5 separate regions of the Homo sapiens genome follow, and regions 2, 3, 4 and 5 are each linked to region 1. A link is a contact called in ENCODE Hi-C or POLR2A ChIA-PET data. All regions are on one chromosome and are shown on one strand. The core of a region is the stretch at or near the end of the contact, and the rest is flanking DNA. Distances in the headings are between cores, read along the strand shown.

What was found. Hi-C counts contacts between places; a loop is a spot of excess contacts on that map. ChIA-PET counts read pairs that join two places held with the same protein, here RNA polymerase II (POLR2A). Pooled maps may share reads with other maps.
Region 2: a map of naive thymus-derived CD4-positive, alpha-beta T cell shows a loop between it and region 1 (7-fold over the local background). The contact joins the promoter of POU2F1-DT here to the promoter of KIFAP3 in region 1. A Hi-C loop is called at or near these places in 1 of 168 maps with a recorded cell type or tissue (naive thymus-derived CD4-positive, alpha-beta T cell), 1 of 37 single-sample maps with no recorded cell type and 10 of 50 pooled maps. POLR2A ChIA-PET finds 5 or more read pairs at or near these places in 1 of 52 experiments (activated T-cell).
Region 3: a loop to region 1 is called in a map with no recorded cell type, with 6 times the contacts of the local background. The contact joins the enhancer-like site here to the promoter of KIFAP3 in region 1. A Hi-C loop is called at or near these places in 1 of 37 single-sample maps with no recorded cell type and 2 of 50 pooled maps. POLR2A ChIA-PET finds 5 or more read pairs at or near these places in 1 of 52 experiments (GM12878).
Region 4: a map of CD8-positive, alpha-beta T cell shows a loop between it and region 1 (29-fold over the local background). The contact joins the promoter of DCAF6 here to the promoter of KIFAP3 in region 1. A Hi-C loop is called at or near these places in 2 of 168 maps with a recorded cell type or tissue (CD8-positive, alpha-beta T cell and naive thymus-derived CD4-positive, alpha-beta T cell), 1 of 37 single-sample maps with no recorded cell type and 11 of 50 pooled maps. POLR2A ChIA-PET finds 5 or more read pairs at or near these places in 1 of 52 experiments (GM12878).
Region 5: a map of naive thymus-derived CD4-positive, alpha-beta T cell shows a loop between it and region 1 (11-fold over the local background). The contact joins the enhancer-like site here to the promoter of KIFAP3 in region 1. A Hi-C loop is called at or near these places in 1 of 168 maps with a recorded cell type or tissue (naive thymus-derived CD4-positive, alpha-beta T cell), 1 of 37 single-sample maps with no recorded cell type and 7 of 50 pooled maps.

The regions. Positions count from the first base shown.
Region 1 is chr1:170,072,873-170,076,822 of GRCh38, reverse strand. It overlaps KIFAP3 (kinesin associated protein 3), which reads left to right and starts at 2,128. Exons shown (of 20, transcript NM_014970.4): 1 at 2,128-2,387. The coding sequence starts at 2,356. RefSeq lists enhancers at 1,900-2,199, 2,260-2,319.
Region 2 is chr1:167,218,293-167,222,242 of GRCh38, reverse strand. POU2F1-DT (POU2F1 divergent transcript) reads left to right here and starts at 1,707. Exons shown (of 1, transcript NR_185889.1): 1 at 1,707-2,412. POU2F1 (POU class 2 homeobox 1) reads right to left here and starts at 1,357. Exons shown (of 16, transcript NM_002697.4): 1 at 1,285-1,357. The coding sequence starts at 1,345. RefSeq lists enhancers at 1-134, 1,665-1,774 and silencers at 195-374, 385-664, 885-1,034, 1,385-1,484.
Region 3 is chr1:172,392,003-172,395,952 of GRCh38, reverse strand. All of the region lies in intron 20 of DNM3 (dynamin 3), which reads right to left. LOC102724528 (a long non-coding RNA gene) reads left to right here. Exons shown (of 3, transcript XR_001738294.3): 3 at 1,543-2,202. Among named protein-coding and RNA genes, the nearest start is that of C1orf105, 27 kb to the left of the region's middle. Within about 2 kb of position 1,697, at least 14 of the 41 ENCODE cell types and tissues checked have a DNase peak (open chromatin) inside an H3K27ac peak, as active enhancers do; they include GM12878, where a contact is called at or near this core.
Region 4 is chr1:167,934,966-167,938,915 of GRCh38, reverse strand. DCAF6 (DDB1 and CUL4 associated factor 6) reads right to left here and starts at 2,233. Exons shown (of 22, transcript NM_001198956.2): 1 at 1,908-2,233. The coding sequence starts at 2,004. It overlaps MPC2 (mitochondrial pyruvate carrier 2), which reads left to right and starts at 1,844. Exons shown (of 6, transcript NM_001143674.4): 1 at 1,844-1,977; 2 at 3,018-3,183. The coding sequence starts at 3,075. RefSeq lists silencers at 1,828-2,067, 2,098-2,167, 2,768-2,937 and enhancers at 2,348-2,657, 3,108-3,217.
Region 5 is chr1:172,179,113-172,183,062 of GRCh38, reverse strand. All of the region lies in intron 14 of DNM3 (dynamin 3), which reads right to left. Among named protein-coding and RNA genes, the nearest start is that of DNM3OS, 36 kb to the right of the region's middle. RefSeq lists an enhancer at 1,868-1,917. Within about 2 kb of position 1,687, at least 25 of the 41 ENCODE cell types and tissues checked have a DNase peak (open chromatin) inside an H3K27ac peak, as active enhancers do.

The sequences.
Region 1 (3,950 bases), core at 879-3,378:
AAACTTTGCCTCACTTTAAATTATTTTAAAGTAAATTAATAGGGCTTATTTGAATCCATTGTTTATTGGTGCTTGCAAAATAGTAACTATCATTATTTTTCTCCATTCCTACCAGGTATTTTCTGTTAAGAAGAGCTTTTCCTTGTTAAAAGGAGGTGAAATCTGGTTTATTTCCAAAAGCATTAGATTAAATCCTTCTTTCTTTTAATTACCAGCTTTCAGAGTAAAGATCTGATGCAGTAGTTGCCTCCAGTGGAAGTGGGGTTCTTTTTTCCCTGTTTTTCTATGTTGTTGAGTATCATTATGGATTTCTTTTTTTTATTTATTTAATGTCTTAAATCAATCCCAGTAATTCCATTTGATTCCCAAATTGCCTCAAATTCACCAGTGTCCTTTTTACATAATCTTATCTTCTTAGTCTCTGACTATGTCCTTACTGTCAAGCATAAAATGTTCCAGGCTCATCTTGTACTTTTCCTGCCACAGACAGACAGTTTATCTAGTTCAGTCCCAGTTTCAGCTATCTATTTATTGCTCTGGTTTCCAGCTCTCTCTTTCTTTCTGGCCTCTGGGCATTTTCTTTAGGTTTTTTTGTTGTTGTTGTTGCTATTGTTTTTTCAAGCTCAGGTTTGCATTTTTTCAACACCAAAATTTTTATTCAGTGACAACTATGGGCTGAATGCAAAAGTGAACGAAATAAGTTCTCTGAGCTCAAGGAGCTAACTTACATTCCAAAAATCCTTGTTATATTATCTATGCATTTTAATGTATATTTTGGTCTTCCAATTTTACGTATTGTGAAGATTTTAAAGTAATCTAGCCTGCTATATTACCATTAAAGGTGTTATAAATGATAATTTGTAAAATTTTACATTAGTTTGCAGAATTAATATTTAGAAAAACAAAAAATAGGAAGTCCAATGAGGAAGGAATTGCAGTACTCTAGGTATAAAGTGATTAGACTATTGGTAGAAGTAAGAATGTAGAAAAAAACTGGACTACCTGAATATCTTGAAGGAAGAAAAGATAGAATTTTGTAACACTTTAGTAAGAGGGCATGATACAGAGGAAGGAGTCAAAATTAGCTGCAAATTTTCTTCCCTTTCAGAATGAAAGAATGACTATAACATCTACAGAAATAGTGTAGCTGGTGTGAATGGGTGGGAAGATAAAAATATATTTTGTTGGGTAAGGACTGTATTTCTATATTTAATATACCATGCAGTGCCTTAACATGGTGTTTTACACATAACGGATAATCAATAATTGCATCAATGTACTACATTTGAAAAAAGCAGCAGAGCAACTACGTGCACGTCTCAAAGCAACTGGGAAAACAGGACTAGAAGACAGTGAATAAGTGACAAGATTATAGGTGAGCAGGGGGAGTAGAGGTGCTTTCTTTGCATCCCTAGAGCCTGGTTTGGTGTTTGGCACACAGCCAGCCCTCAATTCACATTTACCAAATAAATGAACCTATATCATTTGCATAGACATAATAGCTGAACCCATGGGAATAGATCTTAAACCAGAGAACATGCAGTTAAAAAAGAACCCTTCTTTCCTATGCCCTGCACTGCTAACAATTGCCTGCCTCAGAAGAAGCAATTCTAAACATACCTTGAGTTCAGGATAATTGGTGGAGTTGGAATTTCAGGAACTGTTTTTTGTTGCTGTTGTTTGTTTGTTTGTTTGTTTGTTTTGGTTGGGGGAGGTGTATTCTAGATTTAAGACATCAAAGTGACAGACTTGCCGCCTTCAAAGTTATATCCATTTTGTACAACGGTCAGATTATCTCCATAAGTTAGAGCTTGTAAGTGCAATCAGGGCCATTCAGGCCCCCAAATAGAAACCTCCCTTATTAGCTGGACTGCTGTATAGCATTCGCTAACTAAAAGGTTATCGGATTCCCCTCTCTCCTTTCAAGCTGACCTGACAGCCCTTTCTATTCCCATCCTCAAGGGGGCGGTGACTACGGAGCCACTCCTTATACACGGACGCTCAAAACTGCACCAAAACTTCCCTGCTCGGCTCCCCGGTGCGTCAAACTCTGAGGCCACCGCCTCAGACTGAGCCTGCGCATACAAGAGGTGCAGAGCAAGCGCATGCGTCGTGACGGCCCGGCTTAGGCGACTCTGGGCGGGTCTGGGCCGCTCCAGTGTTTTGGGGCACAGAAGCTGTGGGAGGAGCTGGAGGCTTCACCGTGGTAACCACAGCGCCGCTGCTGCCCCGCCTTGCAGGCCTCAGGACTGTCATCGCCTCTGGGTGTGAGGGTACTTTGGCCACCGTCCCCGGAAATAACCGCGCCTGCCTCTCAAGATACCCCATCCTCTCCACGCCGCTGCCGCTGCCGCCATGCAAGGGGAGGACGCCAGATACCTCAAAAGGTGACGACTCCCCAAGGCTCTGTCCTACCCTCCTTGCCAGGGCCCTGAAGATGTTCTTGGGTTGGCTGTGAGATGTCACTGGGCAACGCTAGTTTAGCAGACGGGATGGGAAGCAGGGAGAGAAGTCACCGAAAGGAGAGGGAAAAGGTGAAGTGGAGAAAAAAGGAGAGCTCTGGGGGGGTTTCAAAGTCCTTTGACCTGACTCGGCGGAGCCCTGACAGCATTGAAAGATGGTTTCTTCGCTACATCACCTTATTCCAGGGGGAGAGGGAGGTAGGGCAAGGTAAACCGCGTCTTTTGTTTTTTTTTTCGCCTCTTCCCAGACTCTCCATTTTCCCATAATAGATAAATCCCATGAGAGCCTGGGAATAAAGTCTGGTGCATCCGCCCTCAGGCCTCAGTTTGGGGTTCATTGCCATGGGCTTTTGAAATGATGAAGGGGAAAGAAGTGGTGGATTCTACTTTTTGGAAGGCTGAATTGAGATGTTGATTTCCAGTCTCTTTCTGCTTTCCGCATCCATGTCATCCATTTGACTCCCATGTATACAACATAATTTTTGTAGGACATTTAGTAATTATTAAGAGGTTTGTTCAGAAGTTTGATGACAATAAAATAGGCCATAATTTCTTTTAAATATAGTATCAGTTACTCAAAAAAATTGTAGTCTGTTGGGATTATTTGGGTGCTGGCAAATACTCAGATCATTCCTGATTTGGAAAAAAAAAAAGATACCTCCCACTGAACCAAGAGTAAGCAGTGATCCAATAGAAAAAAATTTTAATTCAGTACTGATTCAGTAAATACCCTGGAAAAGTCGCATGTATTCCTTTGGGCACGGTTTCCTCATCTGAAAATGGGACAGGCGTTACCTTCTGAGAGATACAAGGACGAAAGATGAAATACTTTTAAAAAATGAAACATGAATGTAAGGTGGTGGTATTATTTCAAGTCATAATACACTTGCAGTGAATATTTTTATTCTGGCTTGGCTGAGCTCTCATCATCACAGAAAGATCTTCCAAGTGTTAGTAGACTCATAGAAGGGATTCAAACAATTGTATAATAAATAAATCAACTCTATTGTCCTGGCAAGACAGGCATATATTGACTGTCTTTTTTATTTTATGTAAATATATCTGAAACTGGCAAATAGCCAGACTTTGTCAGTAAAAATTTTTAAATGAATATATAAGCCTACATCAGTGTTTATTTCCTCACTGAATTTTACTTAACGTTGGTTTTTAAAATACCTTGGTTAAAAATTTTGTGACAGAAGAAAATAAATTGCCTTTTAACTTTAAATTCAAAATTGTTCTGGAACAAAGAGCCGCTGTTATACCATTAGCTGATTTTCATGTAATATATTTGTGTCAGAGGTAGTTTTTCTTAACATTATCGTACCAGTATGGACACTGAGGCATACTGTGACTTATAATTCTCAACCTATTGTTTGCTTTTAAATACATACTATCTAGAGTTCCAAAATTAAAACCAAGCCAGTCAATGTAATGTTTGAAGTAAAATGAGATTAGAGTCTGAAAAGGTTGAAAAATACATTTCTC
Region 2 (3,950 bases), core at 458-2,957, 2.9 Mb after region 1:
GGGGGATCCCCGTCCCTCCCCACCGACTCCCAACAGGAGAGAGGAAATCGAGAATACGATCAACTTGTCAGGCCAGCCCATTCTGGGGCAGGAGGGCAGCCCTTTACATCCAAGTTCTCGGGAGGCCTCTGGGCGCTTCTGGGGCCTCGGAGCGAGAGGCCCCGGAGGGCCACCCGCCCCGTGCGTCCCGGTCAGGCGCAGGGGGTGGGGGGAACGGAGGGGGGGCAGCGGGGAGGGGCAAAGGGAGACGGAGGTCAGACCACGCCAGGCACCTCCAGCCCAACTCGCCCGCGAAGCCCCGGCCGACAACGCAAAGGGGCTGCCGACCGCCGGCCGGGGGCGCGCGGGCCGCCCCAGAGGACATCCCCTCGGAAGGAACTTGCCCCAAGGACTCCTTCCAATCCAGTCCACCCCCCAGGGGGGGCACGCAGACCCCTGCGCGGGTTCCCCACCCCCGCCGCCCCAGGCCACCTCGCAGCGCCCACGACCGCTCACCCCTACCCACCTAGAGAGCAGGCCTGGCTTGGGTCAGGCCACCACATTGGGGACCAGTGGGGCGAGGCCGAAGTGCCTGGGGCCGTGACCCCCGGGCTCAGCCCCGCGCGGGGCGCGGGCAGGGAGCTCTCCCCGCGCGCACCCCCGGTTGCCCTGAGGGCCGCCCCCCAAGGCGGGCAGCGCCCCCCCGCCCGGGCCCGCTCCCGGGGGAAGACGCGTGCGGGTGTCCGGCCGCCGGGGTCCGCTCCGGCCCCGCCGCCTCCCCGGCATTGTGCTCGCCGCCGCCTCCATCCCCCTTCACGCCCCCCACCCCGCGCCCGCCCGGCCCCGGCCGCCCGCCCGCGCCCTACTGCGCCCCGCCGGCCCAGCAGCTATGAATATGTAAAATGTCTTTATTGTCCTCTCCCTCTGCCCCGGCCCCGCCGCCCCGCCGCGGACCCGCTCGGGTTCGGGCACGGCGGCGAGGAGGCGGCAGCGGCGGCCGGCAGAGGAGGAGGGCCGGTGCCGACGGGCAGACGGCGAGCGGCGGCGGGGTGGGCCGGGTGCAGGAGGAGGGCAGTGGATCGCAGCCCCCTTTGCCCCTTGTCTTCCCCCTCCGCCTGGCCGCTCCGAGCCTCTTTCCCCCTCCGCTCAGCGCCCGGCGGGGGCTCAATGCTCCCCGGCCCCCCATCTCCCCGCCGTTAATTATAATAATCCTGAGTACTAATAAATTATGCTAAGTCGCGGGGGGGGGCAGCGGGAGCCGGGGTTGAGTATGAATATGAATATGTAAAATGCTGTAATGATTACCTGCTGCTGCTGCCGCCGCGGCTGAACTCTCATCTTGACTCGCTGCTCCTCCGTCCGCCATTTTGAATATTTTAACCAAAATCGCCCGGTCGATAAACCCTCCCTCGCTCTGGCTCCCCTCCCCCCTCCCGCCCTGCTTGCCTCCTCCCTCCTCTCCGCCCCCTCCCGCTCCTTCCTCTCCCCGGGCGCGCGCCAGGGGGCGCGCGAGGCCGGCTCTGTTCGCCCCGGCCCCCTCAGAAGAGCTCCACCCCCTTCCCGCGCTCTGCGCACGCGCCTTCGGGGCGCTGTGGCCCTTCGGTAGCTAAAGCAGCGCCCTCAATCAGCCAGGCACCCTGTGGCTTCATTTTTCGTCTCGGCTCTGCGCATGCGCGCCTTTCTCCTGCCGCCAGAAGTGTCGCCGGCGCATGCGCTCCCTCTAGCTCAGAACCAGATTATATAGTATCCCGGGCGCCTGTGTCTTCTTACACTTCTCCCTTTTCCTCCCGCCTTGCTTCCCTCCTGGCTTCGCTCCGGTCTCCCCCAGTGGCCTGTGGCATTGTAAAAGCACGGCAAGGAGCGCAGCGGCCAGAAACGTGGGGGCGCGTGGAAGGGCAGTGAGCGGCCCGCGTGCCCTGTGCTCCGCACTTTCTTCAGGGTTTCCGCGCAGTTGAAACATTGGCAACAATGGATAAGCCGCTCCTCGCTAGGTAATTTCCGGCCCTCTGGGCAGGTAGGGGCGGAAACGACCGCCACGGGAGCCGGGCATGAGGCACCTGCTGAGCCACACGCGGGCCTCCCGCTTTAAATTTGAATCCGAGCTAATCCCCGCCCCCGGCTCTGCTAGTGCAGGAGACCCGGCCCCGGCAAACGCGAGGGGGAGTGTCGTGTGATTGTTTTAATTAGCCCTAAATCTCTTCTGCTCTACTTGCTTCTAACGCCAGGCTGGCTTCCTCGGGAGCTAGGCGTCTTATTAAGTCGCTAATTTCCGCCCTACCCTTCCTTTCTGCCTTCACGCCCCTCTAACGCCGCTCCCCCCAATCGAAACAGACCCCATATTCTGAGGCTTCCCCCCGCGCCTTCTTCCCGCCTTGGAACACCTTTTAAAACCTAGCAGTAAGCTGATGACTAATAAAAATGTCGAAATCGTAACTTCATCGTGAATTTTATTTTGCTGTGTTTCTCAGAGTAAATATGGTATTGGGGAAAGGTTTCGCGTTGCACATATCTTTCTTGGTAACTAGACATAATGTTGCTGAGTTTTCTTTATCTTAAATGGCGAAATTCCCTGGACAAAGTCCCAGGTCTAATTATTTTACGAATTTTTAAAGCCCTATTTTTGTTTGTTTGTTTGTTTTTTAAGAATAGAAAGGTGTATTTCATGGTAAGCAAAGTTTAAAAAAAATCAGCTCTAGTTAATCTGTCTTGAGAGATATGACTGAAGTTTAAATTGGGTAGAACTGCTGGTTCTACAATTAAAAACAAAACTGATTTCCAAGTGAGTGCAATTATTTTAATGGGTAAAGTTTTAATCATCAGTCCTAGAATGCTCGTTGGACTCCTTTAACTGTGCAAGTACAGTTAAAGCTATTGTCAGTGACAGGCAACGATTTGGGGGTGGGATTGATTTGTTCGTGGTAATTAAGCCTTAGGGTGTGTGCATGACTGTTTGAACCAAATAATTAGACCGCCCTGTAATCTAATTATTTAGAGCCACGCCAACCAGCACACTTAAGGAAATGAAATATTTAACTAGTTAATCTGGAAATATGGCCTAAGTTATTTTCACCAGCATTACTGTAAGGGAAGTCTCAGAATTGACAACCTTATTGGAAATAGTTAAGTACATGCCCCTGCTCTGGGGACCACAAATTTGAAATCATCTCCATTAAGAAAAAGAGCTCAAATACCCTCATTTAATTTCCTGTCTTCTATTTAATCCTAGTTTTGCTCTTTGGTTCAAAAAGTATATTAATATGACCTTCGGAAAGTCATTGAAGCTAGTGTATGTGTTATGCATTCTTTACTGTTTCACTTCTATAAAAGGAAATTTTCATGGAAAGGATTTTTATTTAAGGAAGGATAGTTCTGTGAGAACAAAAATAGCTTAAAATAGACTGTATCAAAGTTTCATTTTCCTCCTAATGAGTTATTTATGTTTCCAGCTGTCCCCAGTGCCTAGCACAATGCCTGGGCATAGTAGGTGTTCATATTTGTTGAAGAAAAATAGTGAATATACAGTTATGTATGTTAGGATTATTTGTAAAATTAATGTCATTTATTCAATAAAAAATTGTAAACATCTGCATTCTCATGAACTTACTAGGTGCTAAAGATAGGAAAATGTGTAAGACACTACTTTAACCTCAGCAAACTCACATATATCACTTTAAAAAAGAAAAAAAAAAACCCTTACAATACCCTGGGAGGTAGAAACTCTTTATCCCAGTTATCTAGGATGGGAAGATTGAGGCATAGAGATGTCAAGTAACTTGCCCAGTGTCACACCACTATTAAGTGTTAGAGCTAAAATTCAAACACAGGCAAGGGACCGTACTCTTAACCACTACACTAAGTTATTTGCTTTGGGTCAGGCAAAATCTTGGAGGTACATGTATTAGACTGTTCGTGCATTGCTATAAAGAAATACCTGACACTTGGTAACTTACAAGAAAAGAGGTTTAATTGAC
Region 3 (3,950 bases), core at 448-2,947, 2.3 Mb before region 1:
TGTAAATACTTAATGTGGCATCAATGCACATGTAAATTCTATCATCAAATCTAGTGCCTTTCAACACTGCCCTCCCATCCCCCACATTTAAAATACTGGCCACACCAACAGTGTAACAGTCTTTTGGCGACAGCATTTGGTAAGCCAGATGGATTTAATTTGGCAACTTAAGGGTGTAAATATATGTTTAGATTCAGGGGTTCCCCCCGACAACACTTACAATACATTGGCAATGGTAAGCTAAAGGATTTCAATGTCGAGTGTTTTAAAATTCTCCCTTTGAGCAGCAATGAAGTTATGACAGGCAAGCAAAAGCCATCAAACTCTCAGCTAAATCCTCAATGTTTTTCTTACATTGCTGGAGGTAGGCATTTAAGGCATGTTTCTGAGTGAAAGATGAAGCATTTACATTTTCATTTTTAATTTCCTGGCTCTTATTGGCTAAAGCAACTCTAGTAAACGTTATTTAAATTTTGCTTCTAGGCCTGGTGTGGTGGCTCATGGCTGTAATCCCAGCACTCTGGGAGGCTGTGGTGGGTGGATCACCTGAGGTCAGGAGTTTGAGACCAACCTGGGCAACATGGTGAAACCCTATCTCTACTCAAAATACAAAAATTAGCTGGATGTGGTGGTGCACGCCTGTAATCCCAGCTACTCAGGAGGCTGAGGCAGGAGAATCGCTTGAAGCCAGGAGGCAGGGGTTGCAGTGAGCCGAGACCACGCCACTGCACTCCAGCCTGGGTGATAGAGACTCCGCCTCAAAAAAAAAAAAAAAAAAATTGCTTCTGATCTTTCACAGAAAGAAGGAAGAAGTTCCCCAGCAGTCCTTTCTTCTAATTTGTTGCTTGGATAAAATTTAGAGGTGAAAGAGCTATGAGCAATGTCATGCCATGAATCGTTGACGTCGTTAAAACAAGAAATAACAAGAACTGTCTGAATGTGAAGGTTTCCCTGTAAAAATCATTCTTTTCTTACAAGTGAGGGAAACAACGAAGTGCAGTGATGAAATAGAAGTACTAGCTTGTGTGTCATCTACAAATCTGTATCTGCTTACACTGGGCAAAACTTTTTTTTTTAAACCCCCCTTTCTTTGAGCTAACATTAACTTGTATATAGGAATATTCAGCAGATTCCAACTGGTGACAATTTGCTACTGACTGGTTGCAGGAAGAATAATAATCCTCTACTGTGCATTTTTCACTGGCCAGTGGCTTCTCTGCCAGACTCCTGTCTTGGCTGTTTTCCTCTATCAGTCAGGTGAAACTCAGGGCAGGGCTTGGTCCCCTGAAACTCAGGAAGGCTTTCCCTGCAATGGCTGAAGCTTCAACAATTTAGAGCCCCAAAGAGAACAATGACAGAGCTATTTGCTATTATTTGTCATGGGATGTGGAAGCAGTTGTGTTTGGTTAGCTTAATGCCAGTTACCACTGGGCTAACAGCAGCATATTGTTATATTTACTGCTGCTGTCTGCATTTATGTTACTTGTACTTTGCCTTATGTAGATCCTTTCTTATTTTCCTTTTCCTTTTACCCTCTTACAGCATAGGATGTTTGGAAGAGTGAGATAGGGGACACATTGAAAACAGAGAGGCAATCTGAAGGCTACCTTGACGCATCTGCAAAGCTCCCAGATTCTGACTTTCACAAGACTTGCTTTCTGTTTCTGGGCCTCGCCTAAACAGACTGCCAGTCATCCGAACCGTGGCAGGATGGAGATGTTTGTGTAAGGTAGACTCAAGTTTGCAAGACTCAAGAAGGAAACCACCAAACTAATTTTACTTTCACTTAAACCAGATTGAAACCAAGACTTGAAGAATTAAAAACTTTGACATTAACCATTGATTCACTCCAATGAAATAATTGTGTTATAGCCAGAATCATGGTGAAATTGGAACAAGGCTTTTGATGGGATTTTTAATTGAGGGACTTATATTAAATTGGATATTTTCTTTAATGAACAGCATGTGGCCAAAATTCTATTTTCATTAAAGTATATTAAGCATCATGACAACTCATATTAAACCTGCAACAAATGATTAATGACATTTAGAGACTTCAAATGTCATGAGACACCTTAAATATTAAGAATCAAAAAGAACACCTCAAAGTTGTTTCTATTCTTAGTAATTATGCTTAAAAAAACATCTTTCCTTGCTTTGAAAGCCAGTTGCTAAAAATAAAAACTGTTCCATGAAAAATCACAATGCCCAATGATAAATTTATGTATTTGTTTTTTAAAGGGGGAGGATGGTGAGAAAAATAGAAAGCTCCTGGCTGACATCAGAGGTCACAAGATGAGTTCCTCATTTGTCCAAATGACATTCAGCTGCTAAAAGAAGTCAGACTTTTAGAGGGCTGTTGAAAAGACAGTAAGTCAGGAGGTTTTCAGTACATGACTGCAGGGGAATCAGACACAGGCTAGTCACTTAAGTTGCTTAATTGTCCGTGTACCCTTAGCCCACGACTTCAGGGCTCAGCAGCTTCATCCTTCATGGCACCAAACCTTGACGTAAGGGATTCAAAGACACACTCATAAGAATCGTGAATTTGTCCTCATGCAAAATTTGGGGGACTGGCTACAAAACCGAAACAAGGAGATCGTATCCCTAAGTGAAAGGGACTTTATATTAATTGTCAGTTATAACAATATGTAAAATACATAAAAGAGATAGAGCACTGCAGGCCATCAAGGTCAAACATTTGAAACAGAATTAAACTAAATTATAAGGAGGATTAAATGGCTTTTGTCTTTGTAAAGAAAAGAATATGCATGCATTGATTGCCTATGTAGAAGGATTAATAAATCTTTTGGCATGGTCGATTTGTAATAAATTACTGAAAATGTGGGATTACAATGAAACTCTTAAAGTGTGCCACATAAGTCAAGGAAGCCACCTAAGTCATGGGATGGGCATGAGTGAGACACTCTGGAATAATCTTGATGCTACTCTGGGACTGCCCTTGCAGGGTGGGACATCAGCTTCACTAAGGGGCTCACCAGAGACTCCTTCAAGGGAGCATTTCTTGGTTTCCATATTGTGTTTATGTCATTTTGATGAGCTGGAGTAAAACCCAAATCCTTTCGAATGATTCAGTTTTGTCTTTTTAAAGAGAAACCATCATACTTGGTGAACAAGGGTGGTCAAAAAAAGTACTTGAATATTGAGTGATGAGGTTAAAAAAAAAAGTTTCTTCTTGCTTGGTTGGAGACCCTTCCTCCCACCCTTATCCCCTTTTGACTATTGCAAAATAGCTTAGTCCAAGGAAAGGGAAGAAGACAAATGAGTGAAATAATGCCAGAGTTCATTATTGCCAGGAAAAACACACTCGGATTCAGTGAATTTGTTCCGTTAATGTCAAAGACTGTGATTCCCAATTAACTAATTTTAAGAAGCTATATCTGAAAATAGTTACATCAGCTCTAAAGTTAATGTCTGATGAAGATCAGGATCTTCAATTAAGAGAATAGGAACCCTAAAGAGGTGGTGATGTCTGTTTAAGATCATCTTGTTAAGTAAATAAATACACACTGGATTGGATTTTCAAACAGCATTTAGCCCCTTCAGAGAAGTTGAGTGGAGGTGAGAGGGGAGGTGACAATCCAGATATTCTGGCAATAGAAAATGTTCCACAAATCACTGATTTGTGTATACTCAAGTTACCAATGACAGAAGCATACATACTAGTGAATCTCTTTGGGATAGAGATGCTTCTCTAGTTCAAGTGGAATTAATTAAAACAGGCATGTAGTTTGCAATATTTCCAGCTCCCTAACTGAAAGGCTCCATGCACATAAACCAGAACAGCTTGAGCAGCTGAGAAAAGCTGGGCCAAAAATGACTCCACCACCTCTCTCCTTCCTCTCCTTTTATATTGGAATGGAAAGATACAATAATATATATTTTTTAAAAGCAGAACACTCATGGTTTCTGTACAATTGCAAGTGTGC
Region 4 (3,950 bases), core at 984-3,483, 2.1 Mb after region 1:
TATAGTCAGTGAACCCTTCAATTCCCCTAGACCCAATACACAAATTCCATTTCCATTAGGGAGTTGGAGTAGGAGGGGGAAAAGCAGGTATATGGTTTTGTTATATTTTAATTAACTCGTTTGTAGATATAGCTGAAGTAACTGAACCAAAAGAAAACACTAAAATATAGAACTATATACAAGTACTTAAACTGTCCAACTGAGATAAAGGACCAAATTATAAATGTATCCATGCAAAACAATGTTAACGTTTGTTTTATTAAGCTAAAATTAAGTTCTTTCTCCGCAAATAAATTCTAAAAGAAATACTGCACACTTTTTTTGGTAAATAGTTTTAAAAACCAGACTCCAGCTATGTTCAATTTTAAAATGATTAATCACCACTCTAGGTACTTATCCTACAACAAATGCACAGAAGCTTGTAGAATGATGTTCATTAAAATGCTGTAAGGGCGAACGTCTACTTAAAGAAGAAAGGTTGAGTACCCTATGGTACTTCATAATGTTACCTACTATGTAATAATTTAAAAGACAGAATCAATCTATTTTTACTGCCATGGAAAGATCTCCAAAATGTGGAGAAGTGAAAACAATGTTTACAATATGACACCATGCACTCAGGTGTCTCTCTCATACACACACAAACACACACACACCCCAGCATTTGTACATGTACATATGTACTTGTAAGAATGCAAACAAAAAGGTCTGGAAGAATATTCAGAAAACAGAAAATATTATTTCTAAGGGTGGCGGAGTGAAATTGAATGGGAGGGATCAAAGGGATTTTTGCTTCATTTTTATTGAGTTTTTATAAACAAAATGTATTCGTATTTTACTTGAGACACTAAAAAGAATTAAAAAATTGCATGCTAACTTTTCTTAAATAATTTACAAACCAGAACTGTTGGTTGTAATGAGATTTCATTTTCTTCTCTTTACTTGAAATCAAAAACAAATGAGAGCAACAAACACTTTTTAACTAGCAAGTGGCAAAACTGGAAAGAAAAAAATTTTATGATGTTGTTTGCCGTATCTCCAAATAGAAAGAAAGAGTAATGAAGAGTATACAGGAAGAAACAAAAAAGACCTTTACTAAGTACGTCCATTTTTAAGAAACCAAACTTTTTAGTTGACTCGGGCGTGACCTAGAATCCTCAAAAAAAAAATGTTATGCAAAACGAAAAAAGTGGAATACTGTTCCCCCAAGTACTGAAGGTTGTTTTTAGAAAGCTTAACTACGAAACTGTAAATGCCAAGTGTGTTTTCCAGGGGTGGGAAGAGGAACGTGAAACCCTACACCACCTTTAAGCGGTCAAAACGAACTGAAGAGCAGAGTGGAACTGGGAGAGCGCGCGGGGGTGGGGAGAGCTCAGCTATCACTTTTAGGTTTTGGCTCAGCGCCGCAAAAACAGTTTACACGGATTCTGTCTGGAGCGTGAAGTCCCTGAGGGTGGTCAACGCGTCGCAGCCGACACCTAAACCCTCTGGAGATTGAAGGAGAGGGTGGGCAACAACTTAGGTTCTTCGGCTGAGCGGGGAAAGCGCGCTGGAAAAGAGCAAAAGAGCTAACTTTTGCTCTAAACGCGGCAGCTCCTGGAGGTTCCGCAAGTCTCCCGAGTCCCAACCCATCAGCGACCCCAACACCTTTACAAGCCAGTACCTTCTGCCCACGGCCCGGCCCTCCGAGAAAAACCCAGCAAGGGCGGCGGCTGGCAGCATGCACAGGGGGCTTGACTGGGGGAGGCACCGGCACGGAATTCGGCAACCAAGGCCCCACCCAACACCCCAGAGTCTCCGGGCGCCCCCACCGAGACGCCGTCCCACCTCCAACAGACCCGGCAGCGTGCCCCCTCCCCCACTCTAGGCGGCGACCTCAGCGCCTCCGCCCCGGGGCCCCCGCTCACCCAGGTAGCGACTCCGCAGCCGGGACGGGTCCTCCAGCCCGAGGGACCTTTTCCTCACGTCCCACAACAGGTGTGGGTAGGAGCCACCCCGAGACATGGCTCTGCCTGAGCCGGGTGGGAGGGGAGACCACCGCGTGGGGGAGGGGAGGAGGGGGAGGGGACACCCGTTTCAACACCCGAGCCGCACCGGCACCATCCGCGCGCCGGGCCTCCAGGGCGCAGCGTTAGATGGCGGTGGCAGCAGCGGCGCCTGGGCCCCTGAAGCCCGGCCGCACCCGGGCCGGAGCTCGCCTCATACTCTCCTTCTTAGACTAACCAGAACATCCAAAGATCAGCAACAGTCTCCTCCCTCAGCCCCCCTCCAACAGGAGGAGGCGGAGGCGGAGGCGATGGCGACTCCTCCCTCTCCTCGTCCTGGATACCCTCCCCGCCAACCCTTTCTCGCGAGATGACGACCACCCTGGGGACTGAGGCTGGTGTGTGCTGCGGCTGCCCTCACCCTGGAAGAATGCATTCGGGCCACTCTAACCAGATCCTTAAGTCGCTAGGGATAAAAGACGAGTAGAGAGAGAAGCTACTCAATTCTGTAGTCTCTCGCTCACGAGTCTCCAGTGAAAAGAAGCAAGAGAATTGTGCGGCATCATCTTTAGGCACTGAAGGCCCAAAAACCCATTTTAACTACGGGCCTGCTTAATCAAAGTGAAAGGGCAGTAGAACCAGCGCAGCTTCACTTTCCCTTCTCCAACATGGCCTCGAGGGCATGGGGAGAAGGAGGAGGTTTCCGCTCGACCCCGCCCGCGCCTCGGGGCGGGCCAATCATGGCGGGCAGCTCGGCCTGCGCAAGCGCGCTGCCAGCAGGGCGCAGCGCAGACTTGGTGAGGTGATTATTTTGGCACCTGTTGCCATGGCTCCTCCCTCTCTCCTGCCGGGGGCCGGAGGCGGACCGGGGGCTGGCAGTCGGCAGCCTCCGCCCCCTCAACCTTCGCGGGGCGCGGGCCGCAGCTTTTCGGTTCACAGCGGGCAGGGAAAGCCGCGGGAAGGGTACTCCAGGCGAGAGGCGGACGCGAGTCGTCGTGGCAGGAAAAGTGACTAGCTCCCCTTCGTTGTCAGCCAGGGACGAGAACACAGCCACGCTCCCACCCGGCTGCCAACGATCCCTCGGCGGCGATGTCGGCCGCCGGTGCCCGAGGCCTGCGGGCCACCTACCACCGGCTCCTCGATAAAGTGGAGCTGATGCTGCCCGAGAAATTGAGGCCGTTGTACAACCATCCAGCAGGTAATGGACCCTGAATGGCTCCTTATCGAGACCTTCCTTCTCGCTTCCTCTAAAATGGACCTTTTAGAGGCCCTCTGACAACTGCCTCTAGAGGCATCCACAGCCCCAATCCCTTCCCTTCAAGTGAAGCCGTCTACTCTCCTAGCCTGTGCATTTCACCCTCTCTCCTGCAACATCTCTTCCTAAGCCAACGTATCTCAAGTCAGCTCCCTTCCCCACCTATGTGACATCCGCTCCCTTACGCACGACTCCAACCCAAACCTGATCTCCAGATTTGAGCCTTCTCAACTTCTGCGGCCACCAAACTGTCTGGGGCCACCATGAAACACTCATTCTCTTTCTCTTTTCGAATTGTGGCATATTAACCCACTCTAGGCAGAGCTGGATGGGTGGTTTGTCGCACTGTAGGGTTTGGAGTAAAGGTCACTTTCTTCAGCTGCTGCTGGCAGAGGCCTGCAGACTGAGCCCTCCCCCAAACTGCATGCTTTACTTCATCCAGGCTTGAGTCAGTGTCATTTCTCATCCCATAGGTCCAGTGTGTTTTTTTAAGTCTATCCTTATTTATGAAATTGTTGAACAAGCTCTACCCAGAGCTTTTTGTGTGGACAGACCTGGATATCATTCTCTTCTACCACTTATAGTTGTGACCTTGAGCAAAAGCCTAGATCTCTGTTTGTGTAATACGCGGTCTATGAGAATGACAGATAACATATGTGCTTGACTCTTTGTAAATGCTCAGTAAACGTTACATCTCTCTTTGCCTACTG
Region 5 (3,950 bases), core at 438-2,937, 2.1 Mb before region 1:
TGTACCTAGCTCCCTTTAGTTAAAAAGTTGCCTTTTTACCAGTTCTTGGTAAAGGAACTAAGAAATTTTTTTTGATAGAAACTATACTCAGTTGTCATGATTATTAAAATTGGACTTTAAATAATTACCTGCACAATTGGAATGATACTACATTATCAATACTTACTCTCAAAATAAAGTGCTGATACTATTCTCATATTGAAGTCACCAATTGCAGGAAAACTGACGATTGGGGTCCTTAAGCCTTCCTGCAATGGTATAAAAGATTGGGTATTCAACTTTTTCTACTTTTGTTTTCTCTCTTTGAATAAAAACAGAAACACAATCTTAGGACTCTGTGCCTAATGAGGCCCAGAATTTGAATTTTCAGGCAGTCTCTGAGGACAATGCAGATAGAGGGAGGGGCATGCAGAGCAGAAGGCCTCTCTATGCTCCACTTTAGTGAGTACCTCTGAGCAGGTTCATTGCAATTCATTTCATCTTTATTTTTGTCCTTAAACAGAGTAGGAGAAAAGCAAGTCTGTGGAGAACATTTTATTGAAATGAGTTGGATTTATTGCTGGACTTGGTTATCTTGTTTTTGAGGAAATATTTGCATTTGAGGGAAAAAGTGTGTTTTATTACTTCATCTCTAGTACCATTTAAGGTATGTAATGATGGTTAGACATCAACCTGCAAAATATTTCTTCAGAGCACCCTGTCCTCTAGCTTCTCATATCCCAGTGATGCCAGATCCTAAATTAATTTCATGCACACAAACTCAACATTATTATCTCCATTTTTATGCTTTATCTAGTGAGTTAAGCATCTTAGAGAAATCGTTTTTTTGTTTGTTTGTTTCCCCTAACTGATCTTGGACAGACTGTTAAAAAAAAAAAAACTATAAAATGTTGTCACATTTTTTTCCTCTTGACCAGACTTCACGTCCCAGCTTGATGACCTTCACACTACAATAATGTTGCCTATTTCTAATAGTAAAAAGTTCCAGTTCGTTATAACCAAAAACTCAAAGAAATCGACTATCAGTCTTGAAACCCCTTACATATTATCTTTAAATAGAGTTCATAAAGTTGTGGCAACACCCACCAAAAACAGACATGAGGCAGATTGATTCATCAGCACCTAATGAGTTAATTAAGAAACAAAAATACAAGAACACACAGAATTATGGCCAGCCTGGCCTTGCTTATTCAGTTTTAGTCAGAGACCACAACTTCTTTCAAATAACCCCAGTTTATTTTCAAAAAAAAAAAAAAAAACCCTGTCTTCAGACAGGATATGGGGGAGGAGTTAAGTGGTGATGTTTTACACATGCACATCTGGATACAGTCCAATTATTTCCCTTAAACATTCCCCCAGTTGTTTTCATTTTGCTCCATGCTTTGGCATTCATAAATTTGTGAGATTAATTGTGTGTCAGCAGTCTGCAGGCCTGGAGCTGGGCACCAGTTTAGTAGCAATACGGCTACAAAACAACTCTGTAGAGAAATACGTTCACATATTTAAAAAGGAAAGCATAGTCACATAGTTCGTTTCTGTTTAATATCAGGCATTGACGTTATGCATAAAGAAGGTAGTGTAATCTTTCAGGGAATTGCCCTAATAGCAAGATATATATAGATATATATCTCCACGCCTACCAGAAATATGTGTGTGTGTGTGTGTGTGTGTGTGTGTGTGTGTGTGTAAACTCAAGTGTTTTAAAGCATAAGAAAGGATTCATCAAGAGGAAAAATGAAGAGTTCAGGGCTGGACATATTTGTGTTCCTTGTTTTCATCTGATTATTTTGAAGGGCGTGTCAACAGATTGCATTTCTTGTCTTGGAAATGTACTAACAATTAAAATCACCTTTGCCAAAAAGAACCAACTTATCTTAGAGATGGTGGAGAAGCATCTTTATTTTAAAAGATGTTTTGCAAAGCCTCTTATGCTTTCAAAATTACTATATGAAAAGTGAAACTAGAAGCTTTCTGCCCTGATGTGTAGGCCTCACAGTCCAGATTATGAGCTCAGCTAAGGAAGAGCTGTGTTCCCCAGAGCCCAGCGGAGTGGCGGCACTTGGTAAGTGCTCCGTACTTGCCAGTTGACAACAAAAGAACTATCATTTAAATGTTGGTAAACAGATATTTATTCTTGTTTAATGTTATTTTGCCTTATATCCATGAGTAGGAAATAAACTATTAGATATTGTGACATTTTTCACAAGTAAATGCCACATGCCAAAGTAAGGTAATAGGTAGGGCAAATTTTCATACATATACATAACAGAGGAGAGTGTTCCAGATTAAAGTTCTGAGATTTGCAACATCAGTATTGGGAGGAAACTGGCAGCTTCTCCTCTAACCCTCTACAGAAACACAAAACAGCTATTGGAAACATGTAGAGCATTCCTCTGGAAAATAATTAGGCTTCAAATAAATCATATGCTATTCCTGCAATAAAAGAAGGAAACTTTTTATGATCTTCTGTTTTCCCTCAAGTATGCTATATGTTGAGAAGTTTTACCTAAATCACACTGTATTCTAGCAGTAAGCTCTTAATTATATAAGAAATAAAATGCATTGCAGATATTACAATGAATCCACTTGTCCTTAGACTATTTATCTATCAGAATATTTTCTAGGCCAATATATTTGAAGGCTACTGAGAAAATCACACACTGTTCTTTGGCTTTAGTTTCCTTGTGAGTAAAATGAGGTGCATAATCTCAGCCCTATCTACGATACAGGGTAAAAGTCAGGATCTAACGAGTGAAATTGGTAAACCATAAAGAACAAACAAGTGTTGGTTAGCATGCAGTAAACATACAAACTCTCCTACTCATGGTTCTGTATTGAAAAACCGAAATACATAGTATCTTATTCTTTACATAAATTAATTTACTGATCTTGAGACCTAACTGAATCATGATAGTATATCCACATAGACTAGATTTGTTCCTACAGGGCAAACTGCCATGCATTCATGCTAAACTATACAAGAGCAGCCAGGTAACAGAAGGCAATGCTGCTTCAAAAACACTGCAAATTTGACTCAGAACTCAGAGACACGGTATGATATTTGTAACATATTTACAGATACAATTAGGCTTTACTGAAGCTAATTGATTTTCACCACCTGAGCTTATTATCTACTAATGGTAGGGTTCTAGTCGTCTAATCCCTGCTATGTACGCCATGGGCGAAAATCTAATTAACCTCTCAGAGCCTTAGTTTTTTAATACATAAAAAAGTAATAACACCTGCTCTGATGAAGCTATTGTGAAGATTAAAATGTGAGATATGAAGAAGTGCTTTTACAGAGTAGTCACCCAGTACTTATTGGTTATATCTAAAAATTATTGAATCTGTATTCCCAAAACTATGCTGGAAAATAAGTCCAGAATTAAATAAGGCCACAAATAATCCAAGCAGAAATGATCCGGCATAGCATCATTAAAATATACACACATATTTATAAATATTGCCTGTATACATTTTTCTTAGAAAGTCCATGTAAGTTATACAGAAGCTGAAATAAACCATAGCAAAAAAAACTTCTCCCCTCTTCTCAATGACATCTTGAATTTAGCAGTTCTTATTTTATTTTAGTAGAATAATACTTCTATTAAATCACTTTAATGATAATTATAATTAATACTTATATAATCCTTTAACTTTTCAAAGCACGTTCATACCAATTATTTTCTTTTGGTTTCCAAACAACATTATGAAAATATAATCTTGAATTTAATACCAGTTAAATACTAGTGGGAGTAACAAACTTTGTCAAAACTAAGATGCAATAACACTACTCAGAAAAGCTTTGCAACACAACCAGTGGCCAAATTCCACTTCATTACATGTAGATCACAGTCCACAAATGACAATCAGTCACCACTAATAATAAACAAAAAATTTTTGGATTCTAGTCCAGGCAGGAGAATGCTTTTCATGAATGCAAAATTAGA